Linked DNA regions of Homo sapiens: region 1 is linked to region 2. The links are chromatin contacts, found by Hi-C or POLR2A ChIA-PET in ENCODE. All regions are on one chromosome and are shown on one strand. The core of a region is the stretch at or near the end of the contact, and the rest is flanking DNA. Distances in the headings are between cores, read along the strand shown.

What was found. Hi-C counts contacts between places; a loop is a spot of excess contacts on that map. ChIA-PET counts read pairs that join two places held with the same protein, here RNA polymerase II (POLR2A). Pooled maps may share reads with other maps.
Region 1: a pooled map shows a loop between it and region 2 (2.0-fold over the local background). The contact joins two enhancer-like sites. A Hi-C loop is called at or near these places in 2 of 50 pooled maps. POLR2A ChIA-PET finds 5 or more read pairs at or near these places in 2 of 52 experiments (H1 and PC-9).

What each region holds. Positions count from the first base shown.
Region 1 is chr4:37,663,657-37,670,071 of GRCh38, forward strand. All of the region lies in intron 1 of RELL1 (RELT like 1), which reads right to left. Among named protein-coding and RNA genes, the nearest start is that of RELL1, 20 kb to the right of the region's middle. RefSeq lists a silencer at 1-245 and enhancers at 2,413-3,612, 2,895-3,452. Within about 2 kb of position 2,927, at least 21 of the 41 ENCODE cell types and tissues checked have a DNase peak (open chromatin) inside an H3K27ac peak, as active enhancers do.
Region 2 is chr4:37,777,065-37,783,344 of GRCh38, forward strand. No RefSeq gene overlaps it. Among named protein-coding and RNA genes, the nearest start is that of PGM2, 46 kb to the right of the region's middle. Within about 2 kb of position 3,912, at least 2 of the 41 ENCODE cell types and tissues checked have a DNase peak (open chromatin) inside an H3K27ac peak, as active enhancers do.

The sequences.
Region 1 (6,415 bases), core at 1,677-4,176, 110 kb before region 2:
ACGGGTTCAATAACAAGCCTCGGTGTGTAGGAGGACAGGATCCAACCCAGACAATGGAATCCCGGGGCCCACACTCTTAGCCATGTTGCTTAACAGTGTCTGTAAGTGGCGGTGGCCTTGGGTTTTATCTAGTGACACATGCATTTAGGTGGCTTTGTTAAACTGTCACCAATGAACCACACAGCTGGGCTGCATACAGGTCAACATTCACCCACCCAAGGCCCTTAAACACTAAGAAGCTGCCTCTCTCCAATGACCCTATGATATACGATTAACACTGGAACTTGCACATATCTTCTTCTGGTGTAAAAATCATCTTCATAAAAAAAAGACTGAAGTCAGCTGTAGGTGAATGAAATTTGTAGTGGCTTCATTTTTTAAAAACCTTCATAGCACAAAATTTCCCAATATTAATTTTAACTGCAAAAAACAAAAGATCGACCGGGCGCAGTGGCTCATGCCTGTAATCCCAGCACTTTGGGAGGCCGAGGCAGGTGGATCACAAGGTCAAGAGATCAAGACCATCCTGGCCAACATGGTGAAACCCCGTCTCTACTAAAAATACAAAAATTAGCTGGGCATGGTGGCACGTGCCTGTAGTCCCAGCTGCTTGGGAGGCTGGGGCAGGAGAATTGCTTGAACCCGGGTTGAACCTGGGAGGCAGGGCTTGCAGTGAGCTGAGATCCCATCACTGTGACAGAGTGAGACTCCATCTCAAAAAAAAAAAAAAATCACTCATGTATAACTACTTCATCTCCCTCTATAACTATCATAAAGGTAAAAGTAAAAGACCTTTCTCTAGCTATTGAAAAGCACCTTATTCACAGATGCATGTGTTCACATTATTGCTCAAAAACTGTTATTCAGTGGTTGCCACAAACATAATTTGTACTAGCAATGTTAATTACATGGCATCTAAAAATCTTTCAGAAAAAATATTTAAAAAGAAAGGAGAGGAATAAAGAAAATTTTCAATCATACACATGAGATAGGGACACACAGTACAAGATATAAAAGTTCCCACCCAAATAACACACTTTTCAATGCACTTTCACATTCATTCTTTTATTTGAAATCCCTAATCCCAAGAAGTTAGGTAATATCATCATTCTGTAAATAAATCAGTGGCCTACATGATATCACTGGGTCGAGGCAGAGAAATGAGCCAAGCAGAAGAACCAAAGCTTAGGAGGACATTTTCCCCACCCACCTCACTACAACAGCGCACCACTCAGACATACCACGGTCAAAGGCAGGAATCCCAGCAGGACACAGAACTCGCCGGAAAACCCTGACTGAAGTCAAACACCTCTTTCCCTAAGTGGAGGTGGGGAAGTGAAGGTTTGTACCTCTAATCCCTAACACAGTTCCTGCAACACAGTAGGAGTGCCTGAAACATCTGCTGCAGCAATGTTATATGTGAAAGCAAATTCTCTCATTGCAGAAGGGCTCCTGGGTAATCAATCAAGTCCCCAAGTTCACAGTAACTTTATAAGCAGTTTTGTTAAGATCCTATTTGGTAGAACAGAATATCCAGTGTACTTACACCCCATTTGCCAAATGCCAACAGTTTTTACAAACATAAATAAGTAGATTCTTTTCAGAGCTGGACAACTGATACACCCCACTGCTTCACCCCCTTGTTGGGTAAGTCCTTTCTGAAGGATGTAAATATACCAGCATGCTCCTGGGTTCATCGAAATCAACAGAAGTTTCCAGTTTGCAAAGATCCAAAAGAAAGGCTATAAATAGCAGCACATTCCTAAACCCAGCTTGGGGAACTAGCTCTCAACTGGATTTTCACAGGACTCCAATTCATCCCCAACTGCCAGATCCATAAGGGGACGCTAAATCCGAGCTTACACAACCTCACCAAAGGCTACTGCCCAATTTCCACGTGGCTGCGAGTCCTAACAGAACTGTTCATGTATATTCCTTGCAAGAGGCCAACCAAGAACTAGGTTAGAAATTATTTAAACTATGGGAGGAAGTCTAAGTAGCAAGGGCCAGAAAAAAACCATCAAATAGGAGGAAACACGCCATCTCAGCCTGTCTCCAGTAGCAACGGGAAGAAATGGGGTCAAAGGGGTGCTCCTTTAGGAAATCAGTGAATTCCCTGAAGCTTACAGAGAGCTGGTGCAGGAAACCAGTCCTTGGGGAGCTAGATCCCTGGTTTCTGGGCACAACTGGCACCTGTCAGGGTTAGAAGTCCAGCCAAGTCATTTCTACCCTGCAGAATAGGACATAAACTAATCACATGGGGAAAAAATGGGTGGTGCTGAGCTGGCTGGAGGGAAGCAAGGGCGTCAGAAAGGAAGACTGGCCCAGCACCCGACCAGGCAGAGGGAGAAAGAGAGATGGTGACTGATGCCCCTGTGGAGTGTTGGGGGTTTATGATTTCCAGATCCAGGGCCTCTAGGATGCTCAACTACTTTACCACCAACTGCTAACAGCCACTAACCTTTACTGGAATTTTTACTTACATTATCATTTCTTATCTCTACAACTCTGAGATAGGTGTTAATATTAAACCCATCTTAGAAATGGAGATGATCAAGAACAAAGTATTGAAGCTGAAGTCACTCATCTGGGAAATGGCTGGGCCAACATTTGAACCAAGGTCTGTTGCACGCAGGGCCAACTCTGAAGCAAGACTACTCCCTATGAAGCATGGAAGCAAAAGCAGAAACTGGCTTTTTTCTTGGCTGCACTGTGTTCAATTTGTTTCCTAGCTGTGAAGCCCCAGGCAAGGTCAATTAGCATCTCTGTGCCTCAGTTTCCTCATCCATAAAATAATAATAGTTTCTAAGCCTTATATGAGATTACTAGGGTTTATCCAAGTTAAGACTTGATAAATGCTAGCCATTATTGCTGTGATTATTATTATCTGTGGTAATAAGAGCAAAGCAGTTGCTATCCTCACCAAGCTCACAGCTCAGCTGGGGATATAAAATCAAACATCCAGAAAAGGACAAGGAATCACATGAGCTGGGCTGGAAGGGGCAGTGTTAAATGTGGGGTGCAGAAAAGATAAGCCCTGGGGGTGAGTGAGCAGCGACCACACAGCACTGCTCAGGTGGTACCACAAGGCCAGGCAGGCACCCACATCCCCACATGCAAGCCAGTGTTTCTCTTCCTTCCAGGAACAGGAAGCAGATAATGACTAAACAGAGAACTACAAAAGTCCTAAACGAAGGGTTTTCCAATTAGTCACAGGTTAGGTCGGGCAATGTTCCTGCAAGACAGGCACGTGGGCTGGCTTCTGAGAACATAGGAACTGGAAAAGGAAGGTGAGTAAATGTTGAGCTCCAAGGATCTGTCCCGGCTGAAGTCCCCTGGTGTGAAGTCCCCGCTACTGCTGTTAGAGAAAGGGCAAAGTAAAGGAGGGAGTAGGAAAGAAAATAAAGGTCACTTCAGAAAAGGCAAACGAAGGAAAGATTGAACAGAAGTAACCAGGAAAACCCTAGACGTAGGGAAGTCAATGTTAAAGAAGAGAAATGAATGTCACTAGCATGAAACCCAAACAAGAACTCTGAAAACCAGTAGCAACCAGTGAGACACACAGAAAAAAATACTATTAATAATAGTCACATATTGATGTATAATGTGTACAGTTACTATTTCAAGCATTTTTCAGATATTAACTCATTTCATCCTTACAATAACTCTATGGGGTAGCTTCTATTATTTCCAGCCCCATTTAAAGATGTAAAACTACAGAACAGAGAGGTTAAGTAACCTATGCCAGGTCACACAGGTAGCAAGTATCAAAGGTGACTTTAATCCAGGCAGCCTGGCTCCAGAACTCCACACTCTGCTCCATTACTGCTGAAATGTGAGGGCTCACAGTTTCAACATTCAGTAAAAGTCCATGGAATGGGATTCTCCATAGCTCATCTCTATTATAGATACTACAGGGTTCACGTAGTAGAGTTAGAGAAGGTAGAAAACCTACAGATAATCATTATCCCTGTAACACAGCAATAAATCTACAATGACAGAATGGCATTTCCTAGTGAGTCAGTTATTAGGAAGAGAAGGTACATTTAAAAGTTACGTTCTTTCCAAGTCAATTTATCTTTTTTTTTAACCAAGTGCTAATTGTTAAAAAGTAATTCTGCTGCCATTTGTAAGATACAAAATTAAAATGCTACCCTGATCTACATATAACACTGATGAAACAGTTGGTTACTTCTCAGAAATCCTAAACTTCCTTTGCACTCTTAAAACAATAGAAACACTTTGTATGAAGGGATCAGATTTGTCATCACCCACTTTGTCCAAAATGATCTCAATTGTGAATGAAAAATGTTAAGTGAAAAAAAAACACATACAAAGCAGTATTTAGAGCTTAAATGGTCCCAGTTTTTATAAGAAAAAAAAAGACATCAAAATGTTATCAAAGTGGTAAGATTATAAGTCATTTTTTTTCTTTAGTGTTTTGTGTCTTAGCATTCCCCACATTTCCTTTTATTTTAATTATTCACAGTAAAATCACAAAATGTTTTTCAAAAAAGGGAGGAGGTATGCACAGAAAAAAAGGAACCCCCTCCCCCTCCCCCTCCCCCTCTCCCTCTCCCCTCTTTCCACGGTCTCCCTCTGATACCGAGCCGAAGCTGGACTGTACTGCTGCCATGTCGGCTCACTGCAACCTCCCTGCCTGATTCTCCTGCCTCAGCCTGCCGAGTGCCTGCGATTGTAGGCCCGCGCCGCCACGCCTGACTGGTTTTCGTATTTTTTGGGTGGAGACGGGGTTTCGCTGTGTTGGCCAGGCTGGTCTCCAGCTCCTAACCGCGAGTGATCCGCCAGCCTCGGCCTCCCGAGGTGCCGGGATTGCAGACGGAGTCTCCTTCACTCAGTGCTCAATGGTGCCCAGGCTGGAGTGCAGTGGCGTGATCTCGGCTCGCTACAACATCCACCTCCCAGCAGCCTGCCTTGGCCTCCCAAAGTGGCGAGATTGCAGCCTCTGCCCGGCCGCCACCCCGTCTGGGAAGTGAGGAGCGTCTCTGCCTGGCCGCCCATCGTCTGGGATGTGAGGAGCCCCTCTGCCTGGCTGCCCAGTCTGGAAAGTGAGGAGCATCTCTGCCCGGCCGCCATCCCATCTAGGAAGTGAGGAGCGCCTCTTCCCGGCCGCCACCCCATCTAGGAAGTGAGGAGCGTCTCTCCCCGGCCGCCCATCGTCTGAGATGTGGGGAGCGCCTCTGCCCTGTCGCCTCGTCCGGGATGTGAGGAGCGTCTCTGCCCGGCCGCCCCGTCTGAGAAGTGAGGAGACCCTCTGCCTGGCAACCGCCCTGTCTGAGAGGTGAGGAGCCCCTCTGCCCGGCCAGCCGCCCCATCCAGGAGAGAGGTGGGGGGGTCAGCCCCCCGCCTGGCCAGCCGCCCCGTCCGGGAGGGAGGTGGGGGGGTCAGCCCCCCGCCTGGCCAGCCGCCCCGTCTGGGAGGTGAGGGGCGCCTCTGCCCGGCCGCCCCTACTGGGAAGTGAGGAGCCCCTCTGCCCGGCCAGCCGCCCCGTCCGGGAGGGAGGTGGGGGGGGGGGTCAGCCCCCTGCCTGGCCAGCCGCCCCGTCCGGGAGGGAGGTGGGGGTCAGCCCCCCGCCCGGCCAGCCGCCCCATCCGGGAGGTGAGGGGAGCCTCTGCCCGGCCGCCTCTACTGGGAAGTGAGGAGCCCCTCTGCCTGGCCAGCCGCTCCCTCCGGGAGGGAGGTGGGGGGGTCAGTCCCCGGCCCGGCCAGCCGCCCCGTCCGGGAGGGAGGTGGGGGGGTCAGCCCCCCACCCGGCCAGCCACCCCGTCCGGGAGGTGAGGGGCGCCTCTGCCCGGCCACCCCTACTGGGAAGTGAGGAGCCCCTCTGCCCGGCCACCACCCTGTCTGGGAGGTGTACCCAACAGCTCATTGAGAACGGGCCATGATGACAATGGCAGTTTTGTGGAATAGAAAGGGGGGAAAGGTGGGGAAAAGATGGAGAAATCGGATGGTTGCCGTGTCTGTGTAGAAAGAGGTAGACATGGGAGACTTTTCATTTTGTTCTGTACGAAGAAAAATTCTTCTACCTTGGGATCCTGTTGATCTGTGACCTTACCCCCAACCCAACCCTGTGCTCTCTGCAACATGTGCTGTGTCCACTCAGGGTTAAATGGATTAAGGGCGGTGCAAGATGTGCTTTGTTAAACAGACGCTTGAAGGCAGCATGCTCGTTAAGAGTCATCACCACTCCCTAATCTCAAGTACCCAGGGACACAAACAATGCGGAAGGCCGCAGGGTCCTCTGCCTAGGAAAACCAGAGACCTTTGTTCACTTGTTTATCTGCTGACCTTCCCTCCACTATTGTCCTGTGACCCTGCCAAATCCCCCTCTGCGAGAAACACCCAAGAATGATCAATAAAAAAATAAATAAATAAATATAAAAAAAAAAAAAAG
Region 2 (6,280 bases), core at 2,662-5,161:
TATATTTGGAGATGTGTCCAGGTGGCAGCTTGGCAGCTCCACTGTCCCCTGTAGCTTCTTCTTCTTGTTCTTCTACTTCTTCTTCTTCATTTTTTTTTTTTTTTTTTTTTTGAGAGGGAGTCTCATGCTATCACCTACACTGGAGCTCACTGCAGCCTCCACCTCTTGAGTCCAAGTAGTTCTAGTGCCTCAGCCTCCTGAATAGCTGGGTCTAAAGGTGTGCACCACCACACCCGGCTAATTTTTGTATTCTTAATAGAGACAGGGTTGCACCATGTTGGCTAGGCTGATCTCAAACTCCTGACCTCAAGTGATCCATCTGCCTCAACTTCCCAAAGTGCTAGGATTACAGGCGTGAGCCACCACATCCACTCCCCACCCTCCCCGTAGCTCTTCCAAGGGTTTTCACACCAGCATGGCTACCTAGCAATAAAGTCTCACCATTAGGATTCTGTGGTTTGCAGCACAGATACCATTCCTTCCACACAGTATTCTAAAACATGCAGAACCATTTAACATGGAATCTTTTGAAATCCCAAAGCCACAGTGATCTTTTAAATTCACAAATCTGATCACATCACTTACCTGCTTAAAATTACCCAATGACCACCATTGTCTACACTGTGAAGTTCAATCAATGCCCTGACAATCTAGACCCTGCGTCCCTGTCTAGCTTCATCTCTGGCCCCTCTCCATACACAGGCTCTCGAATCTACTTGTTGTGAACACATGTTGTTATTTCCTACCTGAATGTCTCAGCTGCTCTGGCCTTCTCCTTCTTTGAACTAACATCTATTTGTCCTTGAGAACTTTACTTCAACTGCCATCTCTTTTTGCGTTCATTATTTGTTCCAATTATTTGACCCTTATACGAGTATCACTCCTTTCCAAATTATTCAGTTTCTGAGATTGAATGGTGAAGGTTTAGTAGTGAGTTTGGGTAGCAAGGGATACTTATATTATTTAAATATATTTGGTTCCCAGTTTCAAAGAGCAAGTATTAAGTGTATGGATAGTGAGGGCCCTAAGCAGTATGTTAATATAAATAAATACACACACACACACACACACACACACACACACACATCTAATCAGTTCCTGATATTGGATAGCAAGGCTACCTGATTATAGTTTTATTTCACAACTTACTTTTCATGTACATACATGATGTACAAAGGCAGCATAGTCTGTAGGGTTAATGGTATAGGGTCTTCAGCATGACTGCCCAGGTTGAAACCCCAGCTCTACTGTTTACCAGCCTACCTCTCTTCCTCATTTTCCATAGTTGTAAAATGGAAAAATAATAGGGCCAATCCCATTAAATTGAGAGGATTAAATGAGTTAATACATATAAAGTATTTACAATTGAACATGGCTCATGGAAAACACTCCATAAGTATTAGCTGTTAGCAGTAGTCATAGTAATTGTTTTGTTATTTATGCCTTGGTTTGTTCCAAAAAGAATGTAAGGTAGTGTGTGTAAATGTGTGTGTGTGCGTGTGTGTGTGTGTGTGCATTTTACTCCTCAATTAGCTTGCATGCTTCCTAGGGGCAGCAGCTGTGGCCTGTAATTTCTTTGTGTATTTTTAAAATGGCTAGCACAGTGCCAAGTATATGGTGAGTGCACAATAAGTATTAATTCCTCCTCCCCTTTTCTCCTTAAAATACACACCATGTTAGTCTCTGTTTTCTCCCACTACGCTGAGCACCATGCTTGGCTCAATGGTATATGTGTGTTGCTCGGTTGGACTGTTGTTGATTGCCACAGCTTGTTGAGCCCTACAGAAGTGCCTCAGCCTTGGACGGATATTCACTGACCCATTCAACAATCTTGTCCACCATTTTGTCTGCAGATTGAGTGTGCAGTGTTAATGAGCTTTGACAAGACAGAAGAGAACACGTTCACAATAACAATTGAAAATAACCCTTTTGATATGGCTGGGATATTTGTTCACTCCAAATCTCATGTTGAAATGTGATTCCCCAGTGTTGGTGATGGGGCCTAGTGGGAGGTGCTGGGCCATGGGGATGGATCCTTCATGAATGGCTTGGTGCTTTCCTCAAGGTAATGAGTGGTAGTAAGTTCAGCTGAGATCTTGTTGTATAAAAGAGTGTGGCATCTCCCCACTCTCTCTCTCTCTCTCGCACCCTCTCTCTTCATGTGACACACTTGCTTTCCCTTCACCTTCTTCCATGAGTAAAAGCTTCCTGAGGCCTCCCCTGAAGCAAAGCAGATGCTGATGCCATGCTTCTACAGCCTGCAGAGCCATGAGACAAATAAACTTCTTTTTTAAAAACAAATTACCCAGTCTCTGGTATTCCTTTATAGAAACACAAAATGGACTAACACACTCTCTATTCTTAATGGGGAGAAAAGCTAGAATTGCAGTGAAATGAAATGTTTGTGAAGAAAATCATGACTGACTTCCATTTAAAAATGTTTTTTACATTTAAAAATATGTGAAGTTCAGCTGGGCACGGTGGCTCATGCCTGTAATCCTAGCACTTTGGGAGGCCAAGGCAGGTGTATTACCTGAGGTCAAGAGTTCAAGTCCAGCCTGACCAACATGGCGACACCCCCTCTCTATTAAAAATACAAAAATTAGCCAGGCATGATGGCGTGCGACTGTAATCTCAGCTACTCAAGAGGCTGAGGCAGGAGAATTTCTTGAACCCAGGAAGCAGAGGCTGCAGTGAGCCAAGATCATGCCACTGCACTCCAGCCTGTGTGACAGAACAAGGCTCTGTCTCAAAAAACTAAAAAATAAAAAAAAATGTGAAATTCAATGTGCCTGATGATGCTGCCAGAAAAGAGAAAGCTAGCCTGAGTAGACCTTCATTCAGTTCTACCCTTTCTTAAAGTATGTCCTGTGGAAGCTTAATGCTGAATTAAAGTCTCCTAGAAACCTTATTAGGGGATTTGGGTCAGGGACAATAGTTGTTCTTCATGACCTTCTTTTGTAACCTCCTAAAGAATGCTGTCTATCATCTCACTAGGTTCACAAGGCTTGTTTTGTCCTTTGTAGTATCTCCCATGGCCCATCCAAGGGAAAAGGAAGTTCTTGCTCAAAGAAAGTTTGTGCACTATGCAAATGCAGTGATATCATTTTTCATCAGGCTGAACTAAACAGCACACAACAAAACCAAGAACCTACACCACTGCTTGTGCACTTACATGCTAACATAAACTGTACAGATTTATAGTCCCTGATGTGTACAACATCCCTTATGTATTAGTCTGTTCTCATGCTGCTAATAAAGATATACCTGAGACTGGGTAATTTATAAAGGAAAGAGGTTTAATGGACTCACGTTCCTTAGGGCTGGGGAGGCCTCAGGAAACTTACAGTCATGGCAGAAGGAGAAGCAAACACGTCCTTCTTCACATGGCGGCAGCCAGGAGAAATACAGAGTAAAGGGGGGAAAAACCCCTTGTAAAACCATCAGATCTTGTGAGAACTCACTTACTATCATGTGAACAGCATGAAGATAACCACCCCCATGGTTCAATTACCACCCACTGAGTCCATCCCACAACACAGGGGGATTATGGGATCTACAGTTCAAGATGAGATTTCGGTGGGGACACAGCCAAACCATATTACCTTACATATGTGAATTATCTTGTTTGCTTCTGAACAGAACAGTGGTAACTACAATTGCTCTACATTTTACATTTAGGTGGATCTTAAGGTGACAAGATTTTACTCCTTTTCACAATTTTTGTGATGGGACAATAAGCAGGAGAGGAGAAAAAGGCAAAGGAGCATGTAAAAATAAATGACCTGTTTTTTACTATGTCCCCTTTCTCAGTAGAATATGAAAACTTCCTGTGTGGGTCCTTTTATGGCTGCTTCTAGATTTTCAAAGCTGTCCCAGCTGAGACGCAGGCAAAGAGAAGAAAGAGGCTGGGCTGAAAACCACTGCAATTTCCTGGGGAGAGAGTGCCCCCGGATGGGCCATTGATCTTCATTGTTCCTGCTAGACAAATAGACTTCTCAACATCAAATAAAACTTTACTTGATGAAGATTTGTTTGGAAGGATGCTTTGTTTATATTTCTTTACCCTTTTAGATATTACCTACAATTTCTGAGCACATGTGCCAAGATAAAAGAACTTAACAAGCAAAGAAAAAGGGCGTTTTTTTCTATAGGGAGAGGTTCTGAAAAATCCAAGAACATAAGACGGGTTTGTATACTGGCTGAACAACATGGGGTGGCTAAACTGGTTGTGTTTCTAAATTCTTTCAAACAGGCAGAGTTACTAATTTGTCTTATCAGATGCTCAGCATGATAAATCTAAACCAAATTATCCTATCACATGAAGTACTCTTCCCTTAAGAATCAATTAAGCATTGGAAAAATGAGAATTCTTACTTCTATGCAGAAATGATACTGTGTGGTTAGCTAAAACTAGGACTGTGTTAGCAAAACACAGACTGTATTAGGACTATGATTTGTGTACAAATCACAAAACTGATCATTCCAAAGAGAATGATAGAACAAGGGTAGCCTGGGAGTTTCTGAACTAGCATTGTAACACAATGAGTCAGTTGGTGTATCCCTCAATTCGGCTGGATTAATTTTTTTTTTTTTTTCTTTTGAGACGGAGTCTCGCTCTGTCTCCCAGGCTGGAGTGCAGTGGCGCGATCTCGGCTCACTGCAAGCTCCGCCTCCTGGGTTCACACCATTCTCTTGCCTCAGCCTCACAAGCAGCTGGGACTACAGGCGCCCGCCACCACGCCTGGCTAATTTTTTGTATTTTTAGTAGAGACGGGTTTTCACTGTGTTAGCCAGGATGGTCTCGATCTCCTGACCTTGTGATCTGCCCGCCTCAGCCTCCCAAAGTGCTGGGATTACAGGTGTGAGCCACTGCGCCCGGCCTCAGCTGGATTACTTTATCCCCAATACTGTCACCCTACTAGTTCCTGTCTTGCAGTGAAAAATAGCAGATCTGTGAGTCCAGGAGCTGGCTCAGGTTGGGGTTCACTGCTAGAATCACCCAGGTTGCTTTTGATAATGAACTCTATCTTCAGTCTGCAAAGTAGGTCGTGGGAGAACAAGTGAATTGAATATTGTTCATGAACTTTTATCATTTAATAGGGCTTCACTATAGAAAAAGTAAAAAATACAGGTAAGAATAAAGTAAAAGTTTTTTTACTTTTAAAAACTTTCCATTACCAAGAAGAAATCCTCTCCACTTTTTAGTGTGCGTTATATCCATCTGGATTTTTCTTTATAGTGTAAGTATGGTGAAAGCATGTGACTCAAGCTTTGATTCCAAAGTCAGCTAATGTGTTAGTCCATTTTCATGCTGCTGATAAACACATACCCAAGACTGGGTAATTTATAAAGAAAAAGAGGTTTGGCCAGACACGGTGGCTCACACCTGTAATCCCAGTAATTTGGGAGACTGAGGCAGGTGGATCACCTGAGTTCGGGAGTTCAAGACCAGCCTGACCAACATGGAGAAACTCCATCTCTACCAAAAATACAAAATTAGCTGGACGTGGTGGTGCATGCCTGTAATCCTACCTACTCAGGAGGCTGAGGCAGGAGAATTGCTTGAACCCAGGAGGTGGAGGTTGTGGTGAGCCAAGATCGCACCATCGCACTCCAGCCTGAGCAACAAGAGCAAAACTCCATCTCAAAAAAAAAGAAAAAGGTTTAATGAACTCACAGTTTCACGTGGCTGGGGAGGTTTTACAATCATGGCAGAAAGAGAAAGGCATGTTTTACATGGCAGCAAGCAAGAGAGAATGAGAGCCAAGCAAAAGGGGTTTCCCCTTATAAAATCATCAGATCTCATGAGACTTATTCACTATGATGAGGACAGTATGGGGGAAACTACCCCCATGATTCAATTATCTCCCACCAGGTCCCTCCCACAACACATGGGAATTATAGGTGCTACAAATCAAGAGGGGATTTGGGTGGGAACACAGCCAAACCATATCAGCTAATAAGGAGGGGAAACTTACAAATTATCACTGAACTGTCCTTAAATCACTCATAAGATTCAGTATACACAGTTTTGTGTTTATAACCCTGGAGAGTGCTTCTTATATATAAGAAGTTTTGGGAATTGCTCAACTAGAATAAAAGAAGAAACAAAAGTAATATCTTAAAATAACCTGGGAGACAGGGAAAATTCCAAGTAGTTCTGCTTCCTGGCAGTATTTAATCTGTTATGTTTTAATATTAAGCAGCTATAGCCTTAATACCTATTAACAGATGTATTTAATGGATGGATTAAACAAGATAATGGAGTCACACCTTA